Regions from separate parts of the Homo sapiens genome. Here region 2 is linked to region 1. A link is a loop called in an ENCODE intact Hi-C map of the cell type or tissue named here. Cell type or tissue: thyroid gland. All regions are shown on one strand.

Evidence for each region. Peaks named below come from ENCODE experiments on the same cell type or tissue, not always from the same donor. Only the 100,000 strongest peaks of a DNase experiment are listed, where the experiment ranks them.
Region 2: it touches region 1 in a loop (5-fold over the local background); 106 of 110 quality-filtered maps call a loop at or near these places.

What each region holds. Positions count from the first base shown.
Region 1 is chr1:206,485,713-206,493,712 of GRCh38, reverse strand. It overlaps IKBKE (inhibitor of nuclear factor kappa B kinase subunit epsilon), which reads right to left. Exons shown (of 22, transcript NM_014002.4): 16 at 5,723-5,799; 17 at 2,855-2,894; 18 at 1,964-2,065; 19 at 594-690; 20 at 335-447. IKBKE-AS1 (IKBKE antisense RNA 1) reads left to right here. Exons shown (of 2, transcript NR_172918.1): 2 at 637-2,597. Among named protein-coding and RNA genes, the nearest start is that of IKBKE-AS1, 8.0 kb to the left of the region's middle. In thyroid gland, a CTCF peak has its summit at 3,460 (motif pointing left); a DNase peak (open chromatin) is centred at 3,442; H3K27ac peaks cover 2,247 bases.
Region 2 is chr1:206,579,948-206,587,947 of GRCh38, reverse strand. It overlaps RASSF5 (Ras association domain family member 5), which reads right to left. Exons shown (of 6, transcript NM_182663.4): 3 at 4,569-4,679; 4 at 3,264-3,561; 5 at 2,653-2,768; 6 at 1-1,122. The coding sequence ends at 970. It also overlaps a transcript of EIF2D not described here. Among named protein-coding and RNA genes, the nearest start is that of EIF2D, 29 kb to the left of the region's middle. In thyroid gland, CTCF peaks have their summits at 3,881 and 4,084 (motif pointing right); a DNase peak (open chromatin) is centred at 4,107; H3K27ac peaks cover 628 bases.

The DNA.
Region 1 (8,000 bases):
GATTCAAGCAATTCTTATGCCTCAGCCTCCCAAGTAGCTGAGATTACAGGTGCCTGCCACCACACCCGGCTAAATTTTGTATTTTTACCAGAGATGGGGTTTCACCATGTTTGGCAGGTTGGTCTCCAACTTCTGGCCTCAAGTTGATCCGCTCACCTTGGCCTCTCAAAGTGCTGGGATTACAGGTGTGAGCCACCGCACCCAGCTAGTCTCTTTAATCTTGCCTCCTAGGCCTGGCATGACGCCAAACCCCTCAGGCTCTAACCTCAGCATACTCTGCTCCCTGCAACCCCCTTCCACACAGATACACAACCGCTTTCTCCCCAGCACTTACTGGAGAAGCAGGTCCTTTCGTGTAGGGCTGGGGTAAGGAGCTATGGGAGGCGGCGAGGCCTGAGCCCCCTTTGCTCGGTCCTGAAGGAGCTGGTGAGATAGCTCTTCCAGGAGCTGCAGGGAAGCCATACTTTGGTCAGCAATTAGTAGCCAGCTTATGTGTGGCTGGGTAGGGGGAGTGCTGGAGGAGGGGAAGACATGGGTAACAAGCGCCCCAGCCTGCATCCCCAGAGCACCTAGAATCCTTCTGCCATGCCCACCTTGCTGAGACTCTCCTGGACCCCCTGGGCTTCTGTGTTACAGGCAGCCACAGAACAGCCAACCAGGCGCAGGTGGTTCCTGGTCTCGTGCACCACCCTCAAGAGAACACACAGAGACTTAGAATTAGAGCAGGACTCAGCCCATTCCCCAGGGCTCGCCTAGCTGCCATCGGATCCACACATGGACACAGGTGGGTCCCGGGTATTTGCCTCCCTCGCTGCCTCTGCCCTGCCAGCTGTGCCCTCCACGCTTGCCCGCCCCACTGCAATAATGCAGAAGCACACAGCTGGCTGAGGCTGGGAGGCCCCCTTCAGAGCCGTAGTGTGGAGCACCAACAACATGCATGTGGCTGGGGCTGGGTGACGCATGCCACCTATGGTGAGCGTGGCACCAGTCAGGCTGCAGAGAGGCAGAGGATAGCCCACACCAGGGCTCTCAGTGTGGGGAACTGCCCACGCTCTCATTTCCAGTGTGAATTCTCTTCTATCTCTAAGTGGAGTGAAGGAACAGGAACATTTTCCCCAAGGCCCAGAGCTGTTAAATCAGGGGTTGGAGGTCAGCCCTCGCCACACATTAGAATCACCTGGAGAAGCTGTACTACACTGACATCCAAGCCCTGCTCCAGAGCAATTACACCAGAATGTGTGGTGGGTTGGAGTAGAAGAAGCAGGCATTGGTATTCTGATATGAGGACGGGTGAGTGCCAAGGTCTCAGCCCCATAACAAGGTGAGGTCCTACAGGCCTCAGAATGTGGTAGCACGTGGGAAATTGTCCTCTCTTCTCAGGAGGGGCCAGTGTTCACACAGGCAGGGGATGGAGAGTGGGCCTGATCTGAGAAGGCGGAACCCAAAACTCCTGAAGGGGACAGTGTGACAGAAGGTTCTACTTAAGGGCCACTGCCACTGTCCTTATCCCAGGGGCACCTAGTGTTCTCCTAAAGGAGACTTCTCAATATAACCAGGTGGAACGGTAGAAAGAATCCAGATTTGATTTGATTTTACCCCTCAAAAGCCCTGAAGAATCTAGATTGTAGAGGCAGGCAGAGCCACATACGAGTCTTGGGTCTGCCACTTACTAGCCATGTGATGTGCAGAGGAGACCTGTTCTCAGAGCCTCAGTTTCCTCACCTAGGAAATAGGGTGATGATATCTACTGTATAGGGCAGGTGTTGTAGGAGTAAATAAGCTGAGCTACAGAAATCTCCCAGCCAACTGCCTGGTCCACCCAGGGACAGAAAACCACTCCTCTGCTCACACCCCTTCACTCACTCCTCCCTCTGCCTCAGGGCTCCACAAAGCCCTGGGTCCTCTGAAGCCTAGAAGGGCCAGGCCAGGCCCTGGGCTCCAGGAGCTCAGGAGGGGCTGTTACCTCATCCTCTTGCCGTGTGTGACTAAGGACGCTTGATACTTCTGCACGCACTCCTCCTGGAACACCTGCAGGAGTCTTTTGGCTAAATGACTGAAATTCACCCTAGAACGACAGAGAACCAAGGTGCAGATGAGCTGCCAGAACCACTATGCACAAGCCCACCATCCCTCAGTCTCCGTCAGTCTCCGTCACCACCTTGTCGTAAGTGCCCAAGCCCTGCGTCCACAGCAGGGCTATGTCTCTGGGAAAGGAGGAAGGACGGTCACACACTTGGATTGTGAAGGTTGCAGTGGCCAGCAAAGCCCACATCAACAGGGAGACGTGGGAGACACACAGGGGGTCCTCAGGGAACACACATGTGCTCAAGCTTAGTCCTCAGGAAAGGGAAGGGAAAGTGAGGCAGCCGTGGAAAGAAGGTGTGTGAGTGCGTGTGTGTGTGAGACAAAAAGGGGTCGGGGTGCTTGTAGAACTGGGGGAGTGAGTTCCCAGATAACCATTAAATCAGGGAGGGCCTCCTGGACGTGAGTGTGTCCGGGAAACATGGGAGACAGAGGAGCGGGGGGAGGCAGGGAAGGTTCAGGCAGAGGGCAGAAGCAGGAAGTGGTAAGTGGTGCATCAGTGAGGACAACTAGAGAAAAAAAAAGCCTGCAAACAGTCTTGTCCATACCAGAAGTAAATCCAGTTACTTCAAGATTGCATCTGAGAAGTCTCCCTCCAACTAAGCTATGCATACTCCCTCCCCTGGCCCCAGATAACCTGTTATCCCCAACTCTGCTCAGCTGCAGTCCGGGACAGGGCCCTTCACTGCCTCTCCTCTGGCGTTGAGAATCGCTCTGCCCTGAGGACACCCACCCTCCTGCCCACCCACCTGCCGGAGGACAGGCCACTCACTTATCCAGCTTGTGAATCTGCTCCTCGTTGTAGCCAAGCCCTGGAGGAAACAGACAGAACAGATGTCACCTATTCAATCAGTCAACGAAACAGTGTGCAGCAAAGGTCGAGAGACAGTTAAAAGATGAAGACGGCCCAGCCTGTGCTGCTTCACGGGAACTCACCGCCCAGCGGAGCAGGAGGGGCAGAGGAGTGAAGCTAGCACCGGAATAGCTGATTAGGACAAAGCCAGGGCCTCAAGAAGCCATGGGGAAATTGTGTGAGGGCCCCAGGGGAAGGCAGCCTGCAGTGCAGGGCCGGGGTGGGGACGTGGGGGATGCTTCAGGTGGGAGTTGGTGGATGAAGTGGGCTTAGAAGGAGGCTCGGTCAACCATAGCCCCTTATCCAGCACCCTCCCAGAGTGACTGATGCCTGCAGCTGGGTGGTCCCATCCCTGAATGTTCATGGGCGCTACCTGCAACGAGCTGGAGAAATCAGGCCACCACCTTCTACCTCCCCGCTCTGCCCAGCCACTTTTGCCAGAAAGGCTGAAGCTTTCATGGCCTTGGCTGCCTCCTGAAGGGCCCTAAGGCTCATGCACTAGGGAGATGCTGCCCCCTCCTGGTCTTCGCAGGAATGGGCCTCCAGGGTGGCGGCAGCCCCAAGATGAAATGATGATGGCGGTTCACTTCGAGGGCCTCCCCATCCCACTCCTCTCATAGCAGAGTCCCCCTCCTGGGCCCTGCACTCGGCCAGCTAAGAGCATGTGTGCAGTCCGAGAGACCTGGGACAAACCTCAGCCCTTCCTCCTGTTGGCAGGCGGCACTAGGCGAGTGATTTCACTTCGCTGAGCCTGTCTCCTTATCCATCACAGGTGCCACTTGGGAGTCCCGTGAGGCTCATGCGAGAGAGCCTGAAGACCACCGGGCATTTTAAAAAATGGTATCTTTCAACACGCTGGGTTTTAACAGTTAGGGGTTCATTTTTAATTTTATTAAAGGACTCTTAAAGACCAATAGAAGTAAAACTCCTTTGAGGCTGTAAAATGGGATAGTTAAAAGCAGCTGGACCTAGATTACTTGGGCTACTTAACCTTTCTGTGTCTTGGTTTTCTCATCTATAAAATGGGGAGGGTAATGATGCCTAGAGGTTTTGTTATTGTTGTTGTTTGAGACAGGGTCTCGCTCTTGCCCTGGCTGGAGTGCTGCAGTGGTGTGATCTTAGCTCACTGCAGTCTCGAACTCCCAGCTCCCAGGCTCAGGTGATCCTCCCACCTCAGCCTCCCAAGTAGTTAGGACTACAGGCGCATGCCCACGTCCAGCTAGTTTTGTTTATTTTTTGTAGAGACGGGGTCTTGCTATGTTGCCCAGGCTGGTCTTGAACTCCTGGGCCCAAGTGATCCTCCCGCTTCAGTTTTCCAAAGTGCTGAGATTACAGACATGAGCCACTGCACACAGCTCCATGTATGTGTGTGTGTGTATATATATATATATATATATATATATATATACACACACACACACACACACACACATATACACACATATATAAAATTTAGTTTCCCAATAGAGATGTGTTATAAATGTTATATATATGTGAATAATATATATATGAATAATATATATATGTGAATAATATATATATGAATTATATATATATATGTGAAATATAAAACAATGAAGTGATGGGAAAGCATCCTGTAGTCCCAGCTAGTCAGGAGCCTGAGATGGGAGGATGGCTTGAGCCCAGGAGGTTGAGGCGACAGTGAGCAGTGATCATGCCATTGTACTCCTGCCTGGGTGACAAAGGCCCTGTCTCAAATATATATATTAGCATGTAATCAATATAAACAGAATTGCTAAGGAAATAAGTTATATATTTATGTGTATATATACACGTGGGATTTTGAAGATAACACAAAAAGAATATAAGGTATTTCCTTAGTGATTTTGTTTATATTGATTACACGCTAAAATGACACTGGATATATTGGGTTGAATAACACATTAAAATTAATTTCACTTGTTTCTTTCTACTTTTTAAAAATTGGCTACTAGAAGACTTAGAATTACATACGTGTCTGGCATTATATTTCTATTGGACAGTGGTTTTTAGATAATCCCAAGGAGAGAAGAGAATTTGGCAATAAAGCCCAAGACCTTCAGCCTACAGATTAGGAAATGCTTGGGGCCTGGGAGAGGAGGGGGAGGTTTGGTTCCTGGTGTGTTAGTTCCCCAACCTGAGGAGTCAACTGGAGCCTCCGCAGGCTCCCTCCAACCCCCTCACCAGCCCTCCCTGGGTCCCACCCTTGCACTACCCCACAATGGCAGTCACTTTGGACAAGCAGCTTCCCACCCCCGAGCCTGTAAATGGGCTGCCCCTGCCACAGCATCCTTGTGAGGATTAATGGATCAAGCAGCCAAAATGCCTGACCCAGTGACTCAAAATGGGACTTCTCCTGACCCCCCCTTTTCTGGAAAACCTGACTGTCTCAGTGTCCCAAGGACACAACGGATAGTGACATTCTATACTTTAAAGTGCCCTGCCAAGGTGCGAGATCTCTTTCCAGGACCACCTCTCCTACAGCACCCAGGTCCCGGCCCACTGGATCCCCCAACCATGTGATCCAAGTCTCTCATGTGGCAACAGGCAGGCATGTAAAGGTTTCATGTCCCCCACTGGCCTGCAGGCAGCTTGCAGACAGGGGCCTTGCCCCTAGAGCAGCTGCACAGAACCATCCGCTTAGTGGGCCTCCAAGAACCACCAGCTGGAGGTTAGCGGCCACTTAGCTGGAGGTTAGTGGCCACTGGTAGCACCAGTGAAAAGGAAGAAAGGCGAAAGAAGGGAGACAGAGGAGAGAGAAGGGGCATCTGCCCTCCCCGGGCTCACCTGGCCTCATCCTAGACTTCTTGAACTGTTTGTAGATGAAGTTCATCTTGTCCAAACAGCACTGAATCTGCTGGATGCTGTGGGCAGGAGACAGGGACCAGGTGTTGGAAGAATCTAATAGCACAGAGGAAAGAGGGAGGGAGGGGAAGGGTGGCAGTGGAATAGGGGAGGAGCCTCACAGCCACAGTTTTGGGGGATCAGTCTGGGAGTGGAGGTGGCTGTCCCGTCTCTAGGCTTATTTGAGACCCCGTACAGTCAGCCAGCCGTCTCTCGTTCTCATGGCTTATTCTTCCTCTCTCACACACATGCACTCGCAGCATGAGTTAAGTAGGAGATAAGAGAGACAGGAAGCCAAGCAGGACGGGCAACAGGAACGTGGCCTTTACTACCTGAGAAGTTGTGAGACTAGGCCCTGGGAAGGAGCCTAGGCCCCTGAAACCTAAGAGCGTGTCTGGCAGTGACAGCTGGGGATAGAGGGGAGCTAAAATCTCTCTCTGGTCAACTGGAAAAAGCAGAAGAATATAGCTTCTTGGTTTACCCAATGTGTGGCACACAGCAGAAACTTAACATAAATAATGAATCAATAATCCTTATTGAAAACAAGAATGAATCAACAGGCCTCGGTCCTGCCCGGAGGCGGAGGAACTGGGGAGATGATCTCCCGAGGACTTTCTTGTTCTGGGGTTGAAGGTCATTATTATTTCTTCCTTCCCCTTTTCAGGCTGGAAACAAACACTTTGTTTGAGAAGTCGGGAGTGTCTGGGAAAAGTTCTTCCTCACCCACAGGCCTATGTAGCTCCACTTCCTCCCTGCAGCACCTCCAAGTGACCCCATCTCTGCTATTTCTGGAGCTTGACTCTGAACAGAGCACAGGCTTGTTCCAGGGCTCTGCCAGCCGAAGGAGCCTGCCCCGCCAGGAACATGAGGGTGGAAGATGAAGTGGCTGGGACAGGCCTCAGATCCACAGCCTTCATCCAAAAGACAAGGCCTGGGATCCACAGCCTTCATCCAAAAGGACAGGGCTCAGATCTGCAGCCTTCATCCAAATGGATGGGGCCTTGATCCTCAGCCTTCATCCAAAAGGACAGGGCCTCAGATCTGCAGCCTTCATCCAAAAGGATGAGGCCTTGATCCTCAGCCTTCATCCAAAAGGACGGGGCCTCGATCCACAGCCTTCATCCAAAAGACAGGGCCTGGGATCCACAGCCTTCATCCAAAAGACAGGGCCTGGGATCCGCAGCCTTCATCCAAAAGGATGGGACCTCGATCCTCAGCCTTCATCCAAAAGGACAGGGCTCAGATCCACAGCCTTCATCCAAAAGACAGAGCCTGGGATCTGCAGCCTTCATCCAAAAGGATGGGGCCTCGATCCTCAGCCTTCATCCAAAAGACAGGGCCTGGGATCCTCAGCCTTCATCCAAAAGGACAGGGCCTCAGATCTGCAGCCTTCATCCAAAAGGATGGGGCCTTGATCCTCAGCCTTCATCCAAAAGGATGGGGCCTCGATCCACAGCCTTCATCCAAAAGACAGGGCCTGGGATCCGCAGCCTTCATCCAAAAGGACAGGACCTCGATCCTCAGCCTTCATCCAAAAGGACAGGGCCTCAGATCTGCAGCCTTCATCCAAAAGGACAGGGCCTCAGATCTGCAGCCTTCATCCAAAAGGACGGGGCCTCAGATCTGCAGCCTTCATCCAAAAGGACGGGGCCAAATGTGCTCTGAATTGAGAATCGTCTTCTGATATCAGAAAGGCAATTTGGTACCCACACAGTGTATTGTGGAATGGCCCGAGCAGGGCATCAACTCCTAATCAAACACATTCACATCTCCAAAGAACCACAAGAACATTCACCGTAAGTGGGATAAATTCTATAAAGAGCCTCATTCGATTTAGGTCAGGTTTTATGGCCAAAACAGTTAAGAAAAACTCCTGTGGTGTTCAGAGCTGTTTGAATTTAGAATTGAGGCCATGGGATGATGGATGGGGATAGGCCCAGATTACAGTAGGCACCAGCAGAGAATGGGGAGGAGGTCCGCGCTGGGTACCACCCATCCCCTGGTCAGAAGCGGCAAGGTAGGCAGCGGCTCCCCACAGTCAGCTGGGGCCTGGGGGAGGGGGGTATTTTTATGTCTGTTAAAAGGGAGAGTGGTGCCTTAAAGGTTGTAAACCCCTGCCTGGCATAGGCCAAGAACATAGGCTTTGGAGGTGGACAGACCCGACCTGAAGCCACCTCTGTCATTTGTCATTTACTGGCTGTGACTCAGGGTAAGTTAACCT
Region 2 (8,000 bases), 94 kb before region 1:
TGCTGGAGGCCGATGGGGAACCCAAGTAGCCCAGGCCCTCCTCTGCTCTTTAGCTGGGGAAGGCTGAAGACAGCTTGGACACCTTTCTCTGCATTGCTTTTTGGCTTTCTCTTACTGTCTGATTTCCATACTTAGCAGGAGACTTTTTAAATGGTCAATGACTGGCTTCCCTTTGGGGAAACACATGACGATGATGACAACATTAAATTCAAATTTGTAACTTAAAAACGAACAGTTTGTTGACAAAGATGTGACTAAGTACCACACATACGCAGATATATGCCTTTGGGTTTCCATGTGCAATGTGGGCCAGGGCCAGAGCCAGGGCCAGGGCAGGCTGCAGCTTCTCTGGAGATCTCTGAGCCAGCCTCAGCTTTGGTGCTCCTTACCCTGAGCATCTGGGGCCAGTAGCTTTATAAACTTCCCTTAAGTGTGAACAACAGGCACCTTGGGGCCGCGGGAACAGTCCTTTTATGAGCATTACCCTGCTTTCAGGGGCTTAGCTCAGACCTGCAAAAGGAATGTGCTACAACTTTTCACTCATAAATAATGGTCCTGTACGTGGCAAGTAAGAGAACTCAAAGAGGAATCAATGCCAGAGAAAGAACACACAGCTCTAAAACCTTTCTTCCTTCCTTTGCCGGCTGGTGTGAGGTTCCAGTTTGGTGACGAGAGAGGCAACTATTTGGTTGGTGAAAGGCTTGCAGATCGAGAGAGGACGTCAGCTGTTTGTTTCACATGAGTTCTGATCCTTGGCAGAATCTGTGGTGGGGCACAGCCTGGGGGCGGGCACAGCTGAACCCTCGTGCAAACACTTGTCCATGGAAGAGACTTTTGCCACAGCTGGAACTGCTGGGCAGGCACAAATGCACCTGCCAGAGATGTCCTGAGAAAAAGTGTCTGTTGCAAAATAATAATTAATAATACAAATAAATCTGAATGCACCAGGAGGAGAGGAAGCAGGACCGGTTACCCAGGTTTGCCCTGGGATTCTCTTAAGGCCTCCTCCAGTTTCTGCCTAAACTTGTCATACTTCTTTTGCACTTGTTGGATTTTGTCCTGCTCCTCTTTTTCCAGGATTGTTAGGAAGTTCTGAAGTTCAGGGATGGAGAAGGCATCCCACTGTGAGGCGAGAGGGAGATTTGTGGGAAGAAACAGAATAGGAGACAGGTTAGAAGTTGACACGACCTGAGAGACCCTGCTGCCTTCCCCTTCCCAGTTCACATCCGTGATTCACACACAGTTTGCTACTGAACAGACTGAATCAGCGAAGCCTGGGCTTTGCATGCCTGTCATAGCAGCAACAAAATTCCAAATGCTGGCATCTCATGACCAAGAGTTGCCAGTCTATGAACCATGTTTTTATTTTGAAACTCAATAATCTTAAGTTTCTGTGTAGCAGCCGAGATCTTGACAGTGATGCTGGAACCACCCAGCCTCCCAACATGCAGACCCTCAGAAAGCAGGTGGAGGAGTGGAACGTGGACTCAGGAGACCGGGGTTGGGCCTGACTCCACCTCTCCCAGCAGTGTGACCTCGAGCACAGCTTTCCACCCTTCTCAGCCTGTTATCTGCTGGGAAATTGGGGTATCTACCTCCCATGACTGGCAGAGCAGATAATGAGAGCCTGACTGGCCCAGGCCTACCCCTAAAGGACTTGGCCTCTGATGGCAGAAGGCAATTTGGACTTCCATCAGGCTGACCCAAGAGCACAAGCCCTGTGCGGCCAACAATTGAGACTCCTAAGCTCTTTGAGCACAATAGAGTACTAAGGTTTATCTGGTTTGGTCCTCGCTATGGATAAGTGAGAAACCTCAAGTCCACACAGGGAAGGTGGCGTAATCACAATCACAGAGCTCATTGCAGCAGAACTGGAACTAGAGCCCAGGTCTCCACACTTCAAAGTGCCTGAGCTTTCCACAGGGCCAGCAGCATTCAGCTACTGTCCATGGAGTACTTTTTCCAAACATATTCTGCACAGATGCCAATAAAGAAAGCAGATGGGAGCAGAGCGGCCCTTGCTGAAATGGGGAGAAGGGACAGAGTCCCAGCTGCCTTGATCCCTAAATCTCCGCAGTGACTCCCAAAACTCCTTAAAACTCTAGGCCTCCACTGAACACAGTGTGACAAACACTGAGACCTTCCCCTGTTGGTCATTCTCAGGCCATGGGTGGCACCGGCCTGGTTTTACTCCAGTTTATGCCACAAGACTACACACTGGTTAGCTCCCCTTGGGGGATGGAGGTCAAGAAAAGGGAGGACAAATGGCTCAAAAACGTCTATACCCAGTGGAGCCCAGAGATGGAGCTTGGTAGCCCTCGGGCCATTTTGAAGCAAAAACAGCCTGTGCCTGAGCACAGGGAGTTTCTTGGTCCCCCTCCTCCCTGAGTTTTCAGAAATAAAGCACATGAAATCCTTTCTTTCCACAGGCCTTGCCACACACAGGCCCTAATGTGCTACCCCAGGGTGTTCAGAGTCCTGGCTGAAACACTGACCCCCAGGCCCATCACCCACCCCTGCTCACTCTCTCAACAGTCACCTTCCTGCCCGTGCTGCGTGGCTCCCACCTATGTGAGGTAGTTAGGACAACACCCACCTGCACCCACCCAGGGTGCCCTAAGGCCTGGGTTTGCACAATGGGTCCAGACCTACCTCTACCTCTCCAGTTTCATTCTCCTTTAGCACAAAGCTGAGGACCTCCGTGTCAGGCCCAGCAAGCAGGCGCAGGTAGAGGGGGCGGTCAGCAATGGAGAGTTTCTGGAAGAGCACTGCAAACCAAGAGAGGGTGCTGGGAGCTCTTCCCAGAAAAGAAGGGCGGGGCCCAGGCTTGCGGGAAAGGATTGGAAATGCAGAGGTGGGGTACGTACAACTGGAAGTAGACACGGGCCTTTTAATGAAATGAACATGACAGTAATGAACAGGGCAATAACCTTTTATCTTGGGTGTCTGCTCAGAGTTTAAAGCATGATTCCATTCACATCATCTCCTGAAAGATTAGGAATGGTGGGGCAGATTCCTCCCATTGCACAGATCAGGAAATGGGAGCCTAGGGTGTGGTTTTCCTGAAGTCACATGCAGAGTCAGGGACTCTGCTCTTGCCTCCCTGCCCGGATTCCACAGATCTGAACACCACATGGGCAGCTGGACCCCTGGTGCTCAGGAGAAGCCCACAGCTCCCACCCAAGGCCGGCAGGAGTTTTAGTGGGTGGGCTTGGACACAGGTAGGAAGGGAACGGTCTGGTTGGGTTCACTCTTTCTCCTACCTTGTCCGTCCTTGTGTATCCGCTTAAAAAGTGCAAACTTCTGGGGATTGTCCACAACCATGAACTTCTTGAGCAGCCCCTGGATGACCTCACTGACGGTGGTGGTGCTGCTGATGTGCAGCTGCTTGATGGCATCTAGGGGCAGGTAGAAGGATGTCCGCTTGTCCGTGGTAGCCGCCAGGTTCACCTCCTTGATGGCATCATAGATGGACTGGGGCCGGATCCCAGCAGGCACCGTCACAGGCCGCCGGAGTTTCAGATGCACTTTGATGAAACCCGTGTAGGTGCCGTCTTCACTCTGCCAGCGGGGGCATGTCACAGGGGGTCAGGGCCGTCCGCCTTGCATGATCATATCTGCCACTCGGGGCCATTGCCCCAGCAGCACCCACCTGTCTCCTTGAGTTCTTTCCTGCCTCTGCTGACGTGGGAGAGCTGGAGGAAGGAGCAGAGATCCCTTTCCCCATAGTGGGCTGGGAGAAGACCCTCAGGATCCAGCTACCAAAGAGGACCTGTGGGGCTGCAGTGGATTTCCCTCCCAGGAGGCTCAGGCCAGCTCCCTAAACCTCCTGTAACCAGTTGCCTTTGGTGAGTGCCCATTGTAAGAGGCAGGGTGTGGGGTAGCCACTCTAGTTTGTACCTCTGAACCAGGCAGGAAGCAGGAAGGCTCTATAATGAGGGCCTTGGAGAACCAGCCCACTAGATTTCCTCCTGTATCTCTTTACTAAGAAACAGCCTTTAAGACTTAAACCTAGGTGCATTTGTGACTGGATTTTCTGGTGCTCCATCTGGCTGAACCCCAAAGAGCCAGCTGATGCCAGCCACCAGCAGGGGGCAGTGTTTTTCTACCTTCTCCCCTCCCTATTGAAGACAGCCTTTCCCAACTGGGTGCTAAGTTGGGTGCCCTCCCCTCTCTGAGAGAGTATGTCCCTCTCTCACAATCGAAGGGGTAGGAAGGGGAGCAACTAAGTCCCATTGTCCTGGCTCCCTGGAGGCCAAGCAATACTGGGCCCTTGGTCATTACGTACCGTTTAATCACTTAGTTTACACTGAAGCTCAGAGGAGGAGTTAAAAGAGCTTCCCAAAATCACAAGCAAAAAATGAGAGTCAGATCTATTTCCCTAAAGCACATGGAGGCCACTGAGGGCTCTGGCTATCAGCCTTCCAGACCCCGGAGGCCTCTGGAGGCCGGAGGAAAGGGAGGGGACCTGCCAGGGAGTAGCCACAGAATTCAGAGTGAGGGCAGAGGCGCCAAACCCGAAGCGGGTGGTGGAGCAGGGGCCAGGTTGAGGGTGGACGGGCGCTTACCAGTTTCATGCCCAGGCAGTTCTTCTCTCGCGTGTTGTAGCTGTCGATCTTCTGCTTGATCTCCTGCAGTGTGGGCGGGCGCTGTGTCTCCTCCACAGGTTTACAGACATTCTGGAAGAGACACAGAAGTGGAGGTGGATGTGTAGTAGTTCTCAGGGTGAGAAAGGGAACAACCACGCCCTCCCCAAAGCCTCTCTAACCAAGAAGTGAGCATCCAGCCCTGCAGAGTGGAACTAACTGCACGGACTCGGAGTGAGACAATGAGAGGTCAAATTGCAGCTGTGCCAGTGTCTAGCCAGCCCTCCTGGAGAAGTAACTCAGATTTCTCTAAGCCTCAGTCTCCTCATCTGTGAAATGGGAACAATACCTACTGCACAGGCTTGTCTTGAGATTAGTGTGAAAGCGTCTGGCACTCAGGCACTGACTATGAATCTGGTGAATGAGCAGAGCCGCATTTGCTTATGGAAAGCTGCTATGGAAAAGATGCTTCTTTGATGCTATGGGAGATGCAAAGAAATACAAGCCATGGTCTGTCTCCTCAAGGAAGTAACAACACAGCTGGAGGGACAGGCGTCTACCCATGGTGCCAGTATATACTACTGATCGGGAAGACAAGAATTCTCTTAGATCCCAAGGACCAAGGACACATAGAGACCAGTCCAGGCCCCACATCACTTGCCACAGTGCTTTTCACATAGCAAGAAGTAAATATCTATTTGTCAAATGAACGAGTGAACTGGCAGGGATGAAGGGCTGTAGCCCCCTCTACCATAAAAGAGGAGATAAACCGCTACTGGGCACAGGGACACCTAGAATTTACTTAGCACTTCTTCTGTGCCAAGTACTTGGCATACATTATCTCATATGATTCTCACAAACCAGAAGTCTGTAAGATAGTTTATTACCCCATCTTACAGGTGAGACTATTGAGACTAAGAGAAGTTTAGCAACCTGCCTCACACCCTACAGTCAGTATGTACAGAATGAAACAGAAATTCCAGGTCTGTCCCATTGTGTTCCTCCTGTGAGACCATGTGTTCATTCTTCTCATATGTTCCCAGATGCCCTCCTCCTCCCACCCCCTGGGAAGGATAAGTGAACAATGAAATTGAGGAGATTGAGGTCAATGGCCCTCACCTTGTAGAGACAATACAGGGGTGAATTCTGGGGTCGAAGCCACTGTCCCTCAGTCAGTTCTCTGGCTCTCTCTCAAGTTCACTGTTACCCACCTCCCGGTTTTATCTTCACACTGTCCCTGAGTGGCTGGGAGTGTGGGAACTGGTTGGTCAGAACCCACCCAGAATTTGCCTGACGTTCAAGTGTAGCAGACTTGGGGTGGATCAGGATTCTCCTTTGGTAAATGAGGAAACTGAGGCCCAGTGAGGGATGACTCTGACACCATCTGACACTGTCCTGTGGGTGTCTGGGTTTGGCTGGGGAATTTCACAGCTGCCGCGACGTCACATCACCACCCCGCGGAACACAACAGGGCCCCCCCTCCGTGACAGAGCTTTGCCCTACCTTCCTCCCTTCAGCAAGCCATGTGGGAGACACGCCACCCTGAACAACCTGCCATCACTTCCTTCCACTTTCCAATCCCACAGAACCGATGCAATGTCAGGCTCTGGCTGCCAAGAGGAGCTGGCGTGGCTCCAGCCTCCCACCTCCAACCCCTCAGCACAGCTGACATCCTCCTTTCTTTCTTTCCTTCCTTCCTTCCTTTTCTTTCTCTCTCTCTCTCTCCCCCCTCTCTCTCTGTCTCTCTCTCTTTCTTTCTTTCTTTTCTTTCGTCTCCCTCTGTCACCCAGGCTGGAATGCAGTGGCACGATCTTGGCTGACTGCAATCTCTGCCTCCCAGGTTCAAGCAATTCTCCTGCCTCAGCCTCCCAAGTAGCTGGGATTACAGGTGCGCACCACCACACCCAGCTAATTTTTGTATTTTTTAGTAGAGACGGGATTTCACCATATTGGCCAGGCTGATGTCGAACTCCTGACCTCAAATGATCCATCCGCCTTGGCCTCCCAAAGTGCTGGCATTACAGGTGTGAGCCACCGCACCCAGCTTCTGACATCCTCTTTCCATCATGGCATCGTTCCCTGGCCTGTCTGCTCCCGCTGTACTCTCCCCAAGGGGTCCTGACCTATTAATAACAGCCTGTGCTGGGTACTTTCACATACCTTCTCTTACATACTATGTATGTCATTCTTATTTCACAGATAACAAAACTGAGGCTGAGTTTAAGAAACATGCCTGTGGTCCCCTGCTAGTAAGAAGCTAAGTAGGAACTGGAATCAAATCCATCTAAGGCCCATGCTCTTCTCAATTCACCATGTAGCCACCATGGGACGGCATCTTTTGCTGAAGGGGCCGGCCTGCCACACCCATAATGATCACTGAAACTCTGTGCTGCGGGGCTGGGATGAGCAGCTGTTAAACCAAAGCCTGTAAGTTACCTGATCTGTGAAATGTTCATCTAAGATGAGTCTAAGCAGCGGGTCAGGCCCCAGAGGCACCATGTCACCTGTGAAGGTGGGAAGGAAGGACTTCTAACTCAAGTGAGATGCAGCCACCAGGATGCAGGGCCCAGCCTTCTCCTGTGTGCCTTCCCAGGTCTCTGGAACTGAACCTTGATTCTGTTGCAGACCACCCAAGGGCAAGCAGCTCTGGCCATCTCCCACTTGCCGGAGGTGAGTAGCAAGTAGTGTGAGCCTCACAGACTCTCTTCATTCACTGTCAGTCCATTAACCCGGGGACTCTCACAGTGAAGCCTCTCATTTTCCTCATCCCTTCCCTTGGGTAGCTCCCAGAGCTCCCCATCCTCAGTCCTTGCCAGCTGAGCACATGTCTATGGGACCAGATGTGCCTGACCCTGGCCCTACCCCTATACCTTCCCGCTGGGAGCTTCTAATTAGAAAGACCCCGTTGTCTGGTTACTATTATACACTCACTCTGTCTCTGACGCATGTAGGCTATTGCTCCTCAGGAGGTAATAGCTTTCTCATACTTGTCTATAAAAAATAAGTAATGGAAAGAAAATTCTAGAAGCTTCGGAAAGATCTCCTCTCATAGTTTCCAATCAAGCTAGAGCCATTTCCCCGTAAGAAAAGGCAGCTGTGCTGTGGCTTTCAAAGGCTTGATTTTGAATACAGTGAGAAGCAAAGCTGCCTTAGCCTAGGGTTTCTTCTTCCTGTTCCCCTTTCTTCAGCAGATAGACCCATCTATCTCTCCCCTTCCCACCACAAACGCGGGGAAGTGACGCAAGTGGCCACAGGCACCTCTGCCTTCCAGGGCTGACTCAAAAGACAGCAGCCCTGACCTCACCATTCTGAGGCCTGGCCCTCTGGCTGGTGATGGGAAGCCCTGTCTGGGAGTGCCAGGAGCCCCGTGTGTAGCCAACACTACGAATGTCACAGCCATGGAATGCCAGCACC